Regions from separate parts of the Homo sapiens genome. Here region 1 is linked to region 2. A link is a loop called in an ENCODE intact Hi-C map of the cell type or tissue named here. Cell type or tissue: ascending aorta. All regions are shown on one strand. Links, peaks and the distances in the headings refer to the core of each region. The heading gives the core; the rest is flanking DNA.

Region 1 (7,545 bases), core at 2,320-6,319, 120 kb after region 2:
GACTATTTCTTGTCATTCCTGTCTCAGCTTAAAAAGTATCTCCCTGGAGCTGGGCGTGGTGGCTCCTGCCTGTAATCCCAGCCCTTTAGGAGGCCGAGACAGGTGGATTGCTTGAGCTCAGGAGTTGCAAACCGCCCTGGGCAGCATGGCAAGACCCTGTCTCTACAAAAAATACAAAAATTAGCTGGGCATGGTGGCGTGCCTGTAGTCCCACCTCACCTGGGGAGGCTGAGGTGGGAGGATTGCTTGAGTCCAGGAGGTTAAGGCTGTAGTGATCTATGATCACACCATTGCACTGCAGCCTGGGCAACAGAGCAAGACTCTGTATCAAAAAACAATTATCTCCCTGGCTATATTCGTTTCCTAAGGCTGCCATACAAATTGTCACAACTGAGTGACTTGAAACAACAAAAAATTATTCTTACAGTTCTAGAGGCCTGAAGTCCAAAGTCTAGGTATCAGCAGGCCCACACTCCCTCTGAAAAACTCTAGGAAGAATCCTTCCTTGCCTCTTCCAGTTTCTGGTGGCTCCAGGTGTTCCTTGGTTTGTGGTAGCACAGCTCTAGTCTCTTGGCTCCATCTTCACAAAGTCTTCCTCTCTGTCTGTGTGTCTCTATGCCTTCTCCCTTTCTGACTCAGAAGGATGCCTGTCGTTGGATTTAGAGCCCATCTTGTCCAGGATAATTTCATCTTGAGGTCTTTCCTAAATTACATCTGCAAAGTCTTTTATTCTAAATAAGGTCACATTCTGAGGTTCTAGGTGGACATATCTTTCTGGAGACCACCACTCAATTGACTACATTTACCTTTCAATCTAAGTTAACCATCCAGTCACTTTCTAGCACATCACTGTACTTGATTTATTATCTGAAAGTACCTTGTCTATTTATTTTTCTTACTTATTGTCTTTCTTCCCTAGACTATAAGCTCTGTGAAGGCAGAGACCTCCTGTGTCTTGTTCACTGTTATATCTCCAGTGCCCAGCACAGTGCCTGACACATACCAGACTCTCAGTAAATATGTGTGGAATGAAGAGATGAAAAATTTAGATCTGAAGGGTGAGTGGAGTTAGTCACATAAAGAAAGATGGGGAACAGGGAAGTGTCTTTCCAGGCTGAATGGGCCAAGGCTAAGGCGTGATAGAGAACATGGCTGGAAAATAAGATTTCCTGGGGAATGGGGTATGGGACAATCAGATCCTGGAGTTTTGTAAGCAGTGTTGAAGGGTCTCTCTGAAGTCTCCCAGACCAGGTGACTTCAAGGTCTCAGCCCCATGTACATACGGGAGCGATCCTCTCTGGGTACATTGCCTTCTCACATGGATCCTCACTTTTTCTGTGGCGCCTTAGCAGACTGTTAACTACCTGTTGGAGCTGGAAGCTGAGGAAGTTCTCCTTTGCAGGCCTCTGAAGGTGCTAGTGCCACTTGGCTTCCTTGTTGTTTCTCTACAGAGGCTATTTCAAAACATGAGCGATTTCATCAATTGTCTATGCCACGACCCCTCTCATCCTTCTTAGCAGTTGATCTCATAACCAAAGAGAAAATAGAGGCCAGCAAGAAAGAATTTCTTGTCCAGAGCTCTGGGGCAACTCAGCTAACTAAGCTCTGTACAAAATTCTGTAATTACCAGGGCCTAGAGTTTGACAAATGTAAAGTGGCAGAGATGAGGTTGGAGAGGTGGACAGGGTCCAGATCAGGTAGGCACCTATAAAAGATGTTTACCTTTCTTATCAAAAGTGTATGGGTCATATGCAAAGTTAGGCAGATATGGTATCTGCCTTCTGGCAGTTTATCTGAAATTTGTCTGCTGGGAAGTTTTCAGTGGTAAGGCTAAAACTAATTTTTTATTTTTATTTTTATTTTTGACAGAGTCTTGCTCGTGTCACACAGCCTGGAGTGCAGTGGCGCTATCTCAGCTCACTGCAATCTCCGCCTCCCAGGTTCAAGCGATTCTCCTGCCTCAGCCTCCCGAGTAGCTGGGATTACAGGCGCCTGCCACCACGCCCCACTAATTTTTCTATTTTTAGGAGAGACGGGATTTCACCATGTTGGCCAGGCTGGTCGCAAACTCCTGACTTCAGGTGATCTGCCCATCTCGGCCTCCCAAAGTGCTGGGATGACAAGTGTGAGCCACCGCACCTGGACAAGACTAATCTGGATTAATACATTACTGTTTTCTGCTTTTATTTGACCAAAAGGTATGTGAAAATCAATAGTGTAGTTTAGGCCAAGCACAGTGGCTCACTCCCATAATCCTAGCATTTTGGGAGGTCAAGGTGTTAGAATCACTTGAGGCCAGGAGTTTGAGATCCACCTGGGCAACATACTGATAACTCATCTCTAAAAAAATAGAAAAGTTTGTTGGGCATGGTGGCAGATGCCTGTAGTCTCAGCTCCTCAGGAAGCTGAGGTGGGAGGATCCCTTGAGTCTAGGAGTTGGAGGCTGCAGTGAGCTGTGATGGTGACACTGCATTCCAGCATGGGAGACAGAGTGAGACCCTGTCTACAAAACAAGCAAGCAAACAAAAAAGTGCAGTTTAATGAATATTTATTGTGTACCTGGTAGGAACCAGTGCTTTCCTAATATACTACCTTAAATCAGCACACATTTATTTTGAAGTCTCTTGCTCGATTTTTAAGAAAATCATGAGAATTTTGCATTCTACTCTATAATATTTCTGGATTTATTTTGATACACAAATAATTTTGTTCCCTCTCTTTTCCCTCCTTGAGTCAAATGGATGCTCCAGGGAGATCCATATGCATCTTGTGGCTTTTTGCATCCCAAGTTCAATTCCTCCAGTTCTACAAGCACTTTCCAACCCTCTTAAAAGCATCTCTCTTATACACGTGAGCCACCTGGAGTTCAGGGATGTCCCAAAACTGAGTCAGTGTCATAAACCTACTACACGCTGAGTCAGGATTTTAGCTCAACTCTCCCAAGGATTGTTTCCAATACATCACAGTCATGCAGGTTCTGGGGGTTTCTATAGAAAACAGAAAATTGGTTTTCGTTTGTTTGTTTGTTTTTGTTTTTGTTTTGGAGACAGGGTCTTGCTCTGTCATCCAGGCTGGAGTGCAGTGGTGATCATAACTCACTGTAACATCGAACCACGGGCTCAAGCGATTCTCCCACCTCAGCCTCCCAAGTAGCTGGGACTACAGGCACATGCCATCACACTTGACTAATGTTTTAATTTTTTTATTTTGTAGAGACAGGTCTTGCTATGTTTTCCAGGCTGGTCTCAAACTCCTGGACTCAAACAATCCTCCCTCCTTGGCTTCTGGAAGCAATGGTATTACAGGTATGAACCACCATGCCCAGCCAATAAAATTGTTTTTTTATTTTTATTTTTATTTTACTTTTATTTTTTGAGACAGGATCTCATTTTGGCACCCAGGAATCCAGTGGCTATCATAGTTCACTGCAGCCTCGACCTCCCGGGCTCAAGTGATCCTCCCACCTCAGCCTCCCAAGTAGCTGGGACCACAGGCAAGTGCCACCACACCCTGCTAATTTTTATATTTTTTGTAGAGATGGGGTTTCCCCATGTTGCCCAGACAGGTGTTGAACTTCTGGGCTCAAGCGATCCACCCGCCTCGGCCTCCCAAAGTGCTGACATTATAGGCGTGAGCCACTACGCCCATTTGAAAATTGTTTTGTCATTATAAAACGTTTGGGGGAGACAGCCCCCGATTTTCAGAAATCACTGCGAGACAATGGAAAAACATGGCCAGTATCTTGTTGGGTGGAGTATTTTATGAATGGATAAAGCAGTCCTTCACTTCAGGCAGTTGGTTTTAAATGGCCCATATGCTTGAACCTTCCCCAAGCCCAAGGCAATACTGAGTCACTGCTATTTCCGATAGCGTTTCTCACCTTTTTCTCTCCTCCCTGTGCCAGGACATGCCTCAGCACTTTATGGTTTCTTGATAGTTCTTTTGTGACCCAGGAAGATACCAGGTGAAGTAAGAAAGTGCTCAAGAACTCCATCTTGGCAGCTGCCAAGAGTTGCCACTGAGCTAGGAGGAAGACACATTTACCTTGCAGTCTTTCTTTGTGTGCCAAGCCCAGCTGCCACCCTGGTGGTCTATTTGAGGGGCTCTTCTGAGCACTACAGAAAGGTGGTAGTAAGCAGCCCAGGGTTTGGAGGAGAAAAGCAAGCATTTCTGGCCTCTCACAGCTTTGGTCTTGCTTTTGCCAGGCCTGCATGCCTCCTTTCGGCATGGCTGGGATGCTTGAGAAGTCATTTAGCTTTGACTGGCAAGGGCTTGCTATTTCTCGATTTAACTAGATTTAAATAGAGTCTAACCGGGGCAGTTGCATTTCTTCACTTTCTAGAGCTATATTTTTCTCTCGTGGGTTAAAAAAAAATGCACACGAAAAAGCCCCAACTTCATTATGCTTCGGTCACAGCAGGGAATTTATAGCAAGAGCCCAGCTGTTTGCAGCTCATGCCAGAGTTTTTTGATCCTAATGTAATTGAGCTCACATTTTTGAATCGGAAAATAATATTCAGAGGAGCCGACTCCTGAGTTTTCAGGTTTCCAGGCCAAGCAACGGGTTCCTGAATCTATTTTGGGCTGTTCTTTCCTCATACCTTTTCCTCTTCACCCTCAGAGCCCTTTGCTCCTTTCCTGGAACTAGACCTATGACTGTGCAAGTCTCTTTCTGTGCACACAGTGTTCTAACTATTCTTTTGAAGGAAAAAAAAAAGCCCCATTATTTTATTCCTTAACCCTTGCCTTCGCTACTTAAAACTCCTTGCTATTAATTGTGCTTCATACATTCAGCAATAATACATCCAAACAAAACTACTAAATGTAACTCATTTCTTTGGCATGAAGCCAGACACCGTGCTAAGGGCTTTATGTGCTTCTCCTCTTTTGTTCCTCCCAACAACTTTCTGAGGAAAGTCCTGTTATTGTTTCCATTTTGCAGATTGTGTATTTGAGGCTTAGGGAGGTGAACTGACTTCTAAAGGTCACACAGTGGTGGAGTGTGGCTTCAATCTCACTTGAACCAGGTCCAGAATTTTAACCCTGCTGCTGTACTGGATTCGCCTCCTGAAACTGTTAAAAGGGCAAAAAAGACATAGTTCTTGCCCCCACAGAGCTTGAGCAGGAGTTGGAGAAAGCACTAAGCACAGTGACAGGAAGAGCTAGCACCTCACTTCTGCCACACTTAAGGGTTCCTCGTGAGGGCCAAATGAAATGACATTTAAAAGCACTTGTTTCAGGTCAGGCGTGGTGGCTCACACCTGTAATCCCAGCATTTTGGGAGGCTGAGGCGGGCGGATCACTTGAGGCCAGGTGTTTGAGACCAGCCTGGGCAACATGGTGAAACCCTGTCTCTACCAAAAATACAAAAATTAGCTGGGTATGGTGGCACATGCCTGTAATTCCAGCTACTTGGGAGGCTGAGGCAGGAAAATCACTTGAACCCAGGAGGTGGAGGTTGCAGTGAGCTGAGACTGCGCCACTGCACTCCAGCCTTGGTGACAGAGCAAGACTCTGTCTCAAAAAAAAAAAAAAAAAAAAGCACTTGGTTCAAAGTGCAGTGCTAGATGGGTGCTTGCTATTTCTATTGGTGTTATACCAGCAACAGCCCAATCCTGAGCCAGTCACCTGCATGGCTGGAAGGGCAGGTGTAGGAGGGTGGCATGGTGAAAACTGTTAAAATCACATTTATAGAGTCTCATGAAGAATGTGGAATTTTGTCTGTCACATTCTGGCTAACCTAGCATTGCATACTTCCAGTTTGGCTGGGAAGGTAATAACAATAATAGCAAGCACATATATAGCTCTGATTATGTAGCAGACACTGTTCTAAGTGGTTTACAAATATTAACTTATTTAATTTTGTTATTTATTTTTTACATTTTAATTTTTTTAGAGATGAGGGCTCACTCTGTTGATCATGCTGGAGTGCAGTGGTGCTGTAAGTGCTCACTGTAGTCTCAATCTCCTAGGCTCAAGCAATCCTGCCTCAGCTTCTCGAGTGGCTTGGACTACAGGTGTTGAAGGATTGTGTGTCAGTATTGCACTCCTAGATTCCCCTCCTCAGTGCCCCCTTCCCCATCAGTAACTAAGTCCTGTTGATTCTACTTCCTGAATGTCTTTTCTTTTTCTTTCTTTCTTTTTTTTTTTTTTTGAGACAGAGTTTCACTCTTGTTGCCCAGGCTGGAGTGCAATGGCGTGGTCTCAGCTCACTGCAACCTCCCCCTCCCAGGTTCAAGTGATTCTCCTGCCTCAGCTTCCCAAATAGCTGGGATTACAGGCACCCGCCAACATGCTTGGCTGATTTTTGTATTTTTAGTAGAGACGGGGTTCACCATGTTGGCCAGGCTGGTCTCAAACTCCTGACCTCAGGTGATCTGCCTGCTTCGGCCTCCCAAAGTGGTGGGATTACAGGCGTGAGCCACCGTGCCTGGCCCCTAAATGTCTTTTCTATTCATCCCCTGCTCTCCCTCTGCACTGCCCTCACTACTGCTTTGGTTAGATTCACATCATCTCCCACCTGGAGGATTCTAGCAGCAGCCATCCTAGGCTTTGCTGGTACTACTCTCACCTCTTCACATTCCCAAGGCAATAAAAATAAATAATTCTTTTTGTTGTTATTCTTGCTGTTTTGGTTCTTAGTCTCTCTGTTATTCTATTGCACTTAATAGAGCCATGAATCATTTAAAAAAAAACAACTCTTGTCCAGTTTAATCTTTAAGACTTGGCTCTCTGTTGTTACTGATCAGATGGAAAGTTTTATTACTACTGTCTAGGAGGGAAGAATTTAGGTTGGAACTCCCAGTGTGCCATGAATTATTTTCCCTGTGGTTACTCAGCAGTGATTCCTGGCCTCTCCTCCCACATAAGGCTCAGGCCTGCATTCAAGCACCCACAGGTGGGGGCCAGGACAGTTGCAGTTCCTGTCTGCATGTTAGCCGGTTCCAGCTGCTCTGCAAAGGGGAGATGGGGCATTAGGAAACGATGCCTGCTTTGGATGAAGCTCAACTTTTTCTCCAGAAGAACCCAGTGAATAATGAATCAGACCCTGAACATCCTGGAACACTACACCCAATGCCACTGTCAGCTCCCTCCCAATCACAGTCATTTCCAAGTAATGGCTCAGCCTAGGCCTGGTTCCCCAAACCATCCAAATAGAGAGGGGGAAAACCATCCTCAACACGCAGAGCGCAATTTTACGGAGGAGATTTATTTTTACATTGACTTGGAACATAAATACTGTAAATATCCTCCACCCCACTGGCTTTTTTTTTTTCAGAGCTCTAGTTAATGGGGTAACTTTCTGGCTTGCACTTTATCAAGTTGATAGAACTGTTTAATGAAACCCACGGAGATTGGACAATTTAGTCTAACGGTCAGTTGCAACCCTTGATGTAAGTAATTTCCAGCAATACTGTATGCATCAAACGTCCAACCTAACAGTGGTTATCAATATCCATTATGCTTTTGGTTGGCTTGAACCATTAATAACCTGTCAGATTAAGCAATTAGGCTGTCTCTACTTGCCAGGGGAAATTGTTTTCC
Region 2 (7,545 bases), core at 1,422-5,421:
AGATGAATTGGGTAAATCCATTGAGGTGAAGTACACCCAAGGGACAAACCAAATCGAAGTGAGACAAGAAGGCAGGATGCCCAACAGTCATCAACTCCAGTGATTAAGAACTTGGTTAAGATGTATTAATACATTATTACCATATATTTAAGTAAACATTATACATACAGTGCACCAACTCTATGTACTGCTATCCGTGTCTATGTCAGTATTTCTCACTGAGAAATATATGGAGGGACCTCTTTTTTTTTTTTTTTTTTTCCTGAGACGGAGTCTTGCTCTGTTGCCCAGACTTACTGCAACCTCCACCTGCCAGGTTCAAGCGACTCTCCTGTCTCAGCCTCCAAAGTAGCTGGGACTACAGGTGTGCACCACCACGCCCAGCTAATTTTTGTATTTTTAGTAGAGATGGTGTTACACCATATTGGCCAGGCTGGTCTTGAACTCCTGACCTCAGGTGATCTGCCTGCCTCGGCCTCCCAAAGTGCTGGGATTACAGGCATAAGCCACCGTGCCTCGCCTGGGACCTCTTTTTTTTTAAAAAAAATTCTCTCACACCCAAACATTTCTGTAAATTCTTTTTATAATATTTCTTAAATGTAAACAAACATTAAATTCTACATGTTCATAAAGCTCTTGTACAAATGTAACACCAAAGCAAATTTACAAATTGTGCACAAACTTTTTTACAAAGTCAGTGTAATGTGGTATATATGATGAAACAAAACTGCCCTAGAAACGTGAACATACTACTGACTGGCAAGCATATGCTCTTGGCCTTCGGCTTGTAAGTATGTCTTGGGGTTGACTCCACTTTCCCATCACTTTATTCTCTTCAGACTACTGCAACCCTTCATTTGTTTAGGAAGATGCCAAGTATGAGGTGCACCTCATTTGTCTTCTCACAGGATCATGACAATTAAAGTAGTATTATCTTATGCTAATTCATTGTGAAAATAAACTCAAATACATGTCCTAATCATGTGGCAGCAGTTAGTTATCATGTGGTCATACAGATACTTCAGAATATGCTTAAACACAAAAGTAAAACACATACTTGTAGAAACCTCACAGACTCTCTCATTAGACTCCGCTTTAAAAAAACACCCACCTCTTATAGTATGTGTAAAAGGTATATATATTTAAATTAGACCACCAGGCACAGTAGCTCCACCTGTAATCCCAGCACTTTAGGAGACTGAGTTGGGTCAATCACTTGAGGTCAGGAGTTCGAAACCAGCCTGGCAAACATGGCAAAACCCGTCTCTACTAAAAATACAAAAAATAGCCAGGTGTCGTGGCACATGCCTGTAATCCCAGCTACTCAGGAGGCTGAGGCAGGAGAATAGCTTGAACCCGGGAGGTGGGGGTTGCAGTTAGCCAAGATCGCCCCAATACACTCTAGCCTGAGCGACAGAGCAAGACTCTGTCTCAAAAAAATATAAAATAAAATAAAATAAAATAGACTATTTCGTTAGCTTCTTATTAACAGTTCCTGGTGCTATTACCTGAGTGCCTGCATTATCATGCAGCACTTGACTCTTGTTTCATTTGGATAATCAAGTCTCTTGTTTTTGGGGACTAAGCCATGGCCCATTCAGCCTCACTGGCCTCAGACCCCTGGGGATTGGTGCATTAGGGACCATAGAACAAACCATCATCAGCCTCACTTCCACAAGTTTTAAATTGGTCAGCCTCATTAGATATTAATGAATGATTCATTTTGAAAGCCACATACACAATGCAACACACCTTCTTGCAATCTCAATGAAAGAAAGCCGGCATGCTCAACAGTCAAACAACCAAGTAACTGAAGCAAGATAATGTATACATTTTAAAGGCACGTTGGAGAAGCTGTTTTCACTATAAGTTGCATTGGTAGGGCAAGGCACAGAGTTTAATACTGAATGGGGCTTGTTTTAGTGACAACCCCCCACTTCTCCTGCCCTCTTTCTCTTCTTCCTCCTGCCTTCTTTCATTTTTCCCCTCCTTTCCGCCTATTTAAGTTCTATGCTTTCCTGAAGGATCAATGTAGTTTCTTCATAAATATAGTTAATGCAAAGAATTGCTTTTATTGAAGAATTATGCTCTTATATGAAAATGTGCTTCCTTTTATAAAATAATATTAGGTAGTTTTAAAAATTGTCTTCTTTGGGCAAAGTAAGAAATTAGTAATCTTGGGGTTTCCTCTATTTTTTTTTAATCTTACGCATCCAAGAACAGGAATCACTTGCCCAGAATATAGAGAAGAGAGATGAGATAAACAGCAAAGTACACTATATAACACCTAACAAGTTGATTCAAGTTGAACAAGTTAAGCTCCATAATATATTTTCTACGGGAGGGAGGGGGCAAATTAGCAGGTGTGCCTTAGTCTCCTTTGGGAGTCAGGGAAGGCTTCACTGAGGAGATAACGTTTGAGCTGGAGTTTGAAGGATTAGCAGGGGAGAAATGGCAGGGCATTCCAAGCAGGGTGCCTATGAGCAAAAGGCGCAAAGCACAAAAGAGTACGACGTGTCCAGCAGCTCTGAGTAGGCGAGTGGCTGCAGCGTAGGGTTCTTGGAGTTAGGTGATCAAGGGTGAGGAAGGGACTATTTTCCCTGCTTGGACGATTTCTCCTACACCTCATTGCACGGTGCTGGGCACACACTGCAGGAGCTCAATAAATACTTGTTGAATTGGGACAGAATGAAAGAGTGCGCTGGGAACCAGGGCATCTGGATGTTTTCTCACGCACCCGCAGTGTGACCTTGGCCAAGTCCCTTTTCTGGGACTGCGGTTCCTGCTTAGTAGTCGAGTACGAGTGAGAAAGCGGAGGAGGAGGTTGGCCAGAGGCGCCTAGCCTTTCTAGCGGCCTGAATCCCTGATTCGATGCGTAGAGGGCGGGGCGGGCCGCTTGGGGCCGCGGCGGGCGGAGGTTCAGTTCCTCCTCCGGTCCAGCAGGGGGCACGGGGAGTGGCTTCCCGCCGCCCTTCCCCTCCTTGCGGGCGCCGGGCAGACTGCTGCAGTCGCAAGCGGCGAGCGCAGTGGGCGGGGCGGGCCTGGCCGGGCCGGGCGGCGGCGCTGCGCTGACGGGCTGAGTCTGGCGGCGGCGGAAGCTGCAGAGGCCACCGGGGCGCTAACTGGGTGGCCGGTGGGCCGCTGTGGCCTCGAGCAGCCTCTTCGCGCGGCCCCGCACCCCGGCAAGCAGCAGCGGGCCGCGACGCCCAGCCTGCCAGTGAGCTGCGACGGGCACACCCCGGAGCGTCGGCGACTGCGGACAGGTTAGAGTGGGGGCAGGGGCGGGCGCGGGAGCAGCCCAGGGCCAGAGAGGGAGCCCGAGCCAGGCCATCTCCAACCATGTCCGACGAGGCCTCGGCCATCACTTCCTACGAGAAGTTTCTAACCCCCGAGGAGCCCTTCCCACTCCTGGGACCTCCTCGCGGGGTGGGCACCTGCCCGAGCGAGGAGCCGGGCTGCCTGGACATCAGCGACTTCGGCTGCCAGCTGTCCTCCTGCCATCGCACCGACCCGCTCCACCGCTTCCACACCAACAGGTACGAACTGCACCTGAGGGCAGGGGTGGATTTTCCACTTCTGGTCGCCCCCCGCTCCTGATCCTTCGTCCCGGGCTGCGCTTCCAGTCGCCCCCTCCCCCACCTGCTTTCGACCAGCGCTCATTCCCGGCCTCCTTCCCTGCCCCCCCTCCCTATTTTCACCCCTGCCCTCCTATTTTCCTTTCGACCGGCGTTTTACTCTCTTTTCCTCATTCATATTCTGGCTATAGCGACTCCTCCCTTCCCTACCTTCTCCCTCCCTTGCTTCCCTTCCCTCCCCCCATCTGTACCCTACGAATCCCAAACCCCCACCCTTGATTTTTAGATACGCCCCTGTTTGCATCCATCTGCAAAAGTTTAACCCCTTCCATTTCCGGTACGCTGTAGAGGAATTTGGATGGCTCAAGATCAATCCATAGATCTTTTGAAAAGTGGCGTTGAAAGGTGGAACATTTAAAGCTAGAAGCTTCATTTTCCCTATTTTTAATCTGTCTCACAGTCCTGTTCCCCCCGCCGCCACCACCCCTACCCCATTTTTTTTTTTAGTTGAGCGCTAGGAAACTAGTCGATTCTCTCTTTTTTTCCTCCTCCTTTATTAACTGTTTGCCTTAGCGCTTTAGGCTCTGCCAAAATTGGTAAGCTTAAATCTGGAGGATTCCTTCATATGACATATCCCTTGGTTTCCTTCCCCTTTGAAGAGACAGAGTAAGGCTTAGGATGGACTGACTTACACAAATTTATTCAGAGGGTGTATCTCCTCCTAACTGATTTCAGTAGAAGGTAGTGTTCTGGAGACTTCTCTCATGCAAGCATTTACGTGTTAGATCAAATCTTGGGGGGTGGGTTGAAGACGTTCTAGATACAGCCTCAAGTTTTAACATAGGTGGATATTTGAGATACATATACAAAGGGCTGGGGGGGTGTGTGGTTAAGGCTCTAGGAGAGGGGTTCAGCTATGGAAAATACTGGAGATAAATTAAGAAATCTAGTTCTGACTTCTGATCCAAGTTTATGATGTGAGTTTGATCAAATTCTTCCATATTTTAATGTCTTTAGCATATTTCTCCCCTCCCTTCCCTTAAATCAGTCTGTAGATTGAATGAGCTTCTACCAGATACAAGGAATGTGTAAAAGATGTTTCTTACATAAATGAAAGTTATAGTCTATGGAAACAAGGTGTTATAGTTAAATAATCAGAATATCAGTATAACACATCTCAAAAGGAAGTGGCAGTAAATTTATTATGACTACTCTAAATCGTCATTGCAAAAAATGAAGAAACAGGCCCAGAAAGAAAAGATTGAGTTCAAGGTCATAAAACCTAGTCAAGCAAATCCAAGACTATTCCTTTGAAGCCAATGATTAAACTTGGAGCAGAACTAATTGATCCAGTGTTACAAATAGAACTTATGGTTTCCTAGACCAACTCACAGAAGCCTATTTAACCCCTGATGTCACTGTAATGTGAATGTAACATATTCATGAAATCAAGTGTGCTTAGGGTTATTTATGTTGAAAAATAATGTAAAAGAATACCTTTGTACATATTTGGCATTTAAGTTTTGCAGCCTTGGAGCAAGTCACATACCCAGGAAAGTTAAATAATTTCAGAATGATCCTGCTGTGATGATGAGGGCAAGGGAGTGAGGGCAGAGGCTGTGGGTAAGTACTGCCAAAACTGGGTAGAGGTGATGGGGAGTGAAGTTATGAGAATAATATGTTTCTTACAACTTGTTCTGTTCCTTCCTCCTCCCCGTTTTTTCCTGTGTTTTCTTTCCCTTAAAGACTGTGGTGAGGTCAGGACTGTTTTTCAATGGGGCAGTGAGGAGGGGAGAAGGAGGTTCTTTGCAAGCCCCAGTTTTTCCAAGTCAAGCATTTTTCCTAGTTACTGCTTGCTTTTTTTTTTTTTTTTTTTAACTTCCCTCTCCTACCCTACTTTTCGCAAGGCTTGGCATGGTGGCAGGGGTTCTAATGCTCTGTATCCTTTTCAGCAGAGAGTAGGGGAAGCAAAATTAGCGATATTCACAGCACATGATGTTTCTGTCCTAGGCTACCTTGCCTTTTAAATGTATTATCCTTCTGCAATGTTCTGCTTTCTTACCCCTCCTCAAGATGGTGCTTGAGAGGACCATAGGCTTCCAGCCATTTCTTTTCAGGGAGAAGCACACAGCTAAATCATATATCGGGCAAAGTTTAGGGAGTTCTTTTATTTTGGAGTTGTATGTGTCACTTTTTTCCTTCACATCACATCATTTGTCAATTCAGGCAACAACCCAAAAATCAGATTTCAAATAGTTGAGTGCTGAAATTCTGCCTTGGGTTTAGTGATTGTAAAACAAATTTTCATTGGAAGTAGGAAGCTTGTTAATTGGTAGATATTTGACTTAACCTTAATTTTGCTTCCTTCTTGGTACCTGATAAGAAAAATGTGGAGATTTTAAAAATAATGCACTTGATAAGGACCTTATGATTATGACAATTTTGTGCCTACTCATTTACTGGATTCTGGGCTATATTTGCAATTTTCATTAACAAAGACAGTCACAGCACTAACAGTCCCTGAGGTTGAATGGTTGCAATATTCAGATTTTTTTTTTTCTTTAAAGACAGAGTCCTGCTCTGTCATCCAGGCTAGAGTGCAGTTGCACAATCTTGGCTTAGGGCAACCTCCGCCTCCTGGGTTCGAGCGATTCTCCTGCCTCAGCCTTCTGAGTAGCTGGGACTATAGGCGTGTACCACTATGCCTGGCTAATTTTTATATTTTTAGTAGAGACAGGGTTTCACCATGTTGGCCAGGCTGATCTTGAACTCCAGACCTCAGGTGGTCCACCCACGTTGGCCTCCCAAAGTGCTGGGATTACAGGTGTGAGCCACCGCGCCCGGCCCAGTATTCAAATTAAAGTCATTTGTGATGTAGGTTGGTATGTCACTGGTCTAGGTTCAGTAGAAAATACATTACATGGACACAGCCAGTTTCCTAAGCATTCATACCTTAAGACCTACATGGATTGGTCTAGAATTTTAGGAAAATAGAATAAATTTCAATAAGCCAAAAAAGTGAATGAATTTTTTAAAAATGTGAAATGTCAGTGTGGAACATATGTAGTGTTTAAGACATTTTCTTTGGTTTTGGGGGCAGTGATTTTCTGATGTAAATGGAGGTTTTCTCTTAGCACTTCCAAACTATTGCATAAATCTTTTACTCAGTTATGTGATTTTAGAGCTCCGTTTTCAATCACCATTAACCAGAAAAACCTAAAGACTATTGTGTGCCTTTGGTAACACCCATAGTTTTCCTATCTAGATACAGAATTAGAGGTGCAGAAGAGCTGTGGGTTGCAGGTGGGAGAACCATGTTGGAGGAATTTGGTTTGGGGACTTGCTGAGACAAGTTGAAAATGGGGGGTTAGGATTTGGAGAAATATCCAAGCTAGAAATACAGATTTGGGAGTAATCAGTAGAAGTCCGTGACGTGATAGAAGTGGAACTACAGGTTACAAAGGTTGAGAGAGTGGAAGGTTTTCAATAAATTTAGCAGGGAAAGAAAGGAGAAGGGGAGATGTTGTGAGAATTTGAAAGGGAAATAAAGGTTTCTTTTTTTCTTTTTTTAACTTCATTTAGTTTTTCTTTTCCAAGAATAGAGATGTTAGCTCCTTAGAAGCAGGCCACAGGAAAGGGAGAAATTGAAAATATAAAAGAAGGTGGGATGAGAGATAGACATGATGAACTCAGAAGTCCAAATGGGATCATTAGCCTTAGAAATGACATAGAGTGTTTTTTACTTCCAAGGCAATAAAGAGGGCAGGAAAGATGGGTAATGAACCCAACACAATTGGGGTAGCTAGGAGGAAAGTAGGGAACTTAAGTGGGTAGAAGAAGGGGTTGTATATTCTCTAACTTGGAACCTTGGTGGCCTGTTGGACTCCAGAATAGCAGCAGAAGTCAGGTTGGCTATATGGGGATTCTGGCAGAGAGTCAGTGGTGAATACAAGTACTGATGGGGCACTGT

Evidence for each region. Hi-C counts contacts between places; a loop is a spot of excess contacts. Peaks named below come from ENCODE experiments on the same cell type or tissue, not always from the same donor. Only the 100,000 strongest peaks of a DNase experiment are listed, where the experiment ranks them.
Region 1: a loop joins it to region 2, with 2.8 times the contacts of the local background. A loop is called at or near these places in 1 of 110 quality-filtered maps.

The regions. Positions count from the first base shown.
Region 1 is chrX:104,277,886-104,285,430 of GRCh38, forward strand. No RefSeq gene overlaps it. Among named protein-coding and RNA genes, the nearest start is that of ESX1, 27 kb to the left of the region's middle. In ascending aorta, for the core only: no CTCF peak of the experiment used is centred there; no DNase peak of the experiment used is centred there; H3K4me3 peaks cover 663 bases; H3K27ac peaks cover 1,726 bases.
Region 2 is chrX:104,163,447-104,170,991 of GRCh38, forward strand. It overlaps FAM199X (family with sequence similarity 199, X-linked), which reads left to right and starts at 3,007. Exons shown (of 6, transcript NM_207318.4): 1 at 3,007-3,536. The coding sequence starts at 3,340. RefSeq lists a silencer at 2,795-3,284 and an enhancer at 2,849-3,349. In ascending aorta, for the core only: a CTCF peak has its summit at 2,938 (motif pointing right); DNase peaks (open chromatin) are centred at 2,915 and 3,325; H3K4me3 peaks cover 3,165 bases; H3K27ac peaks cover 2,519 bases; H3K27me3 peaks cover 483 bases.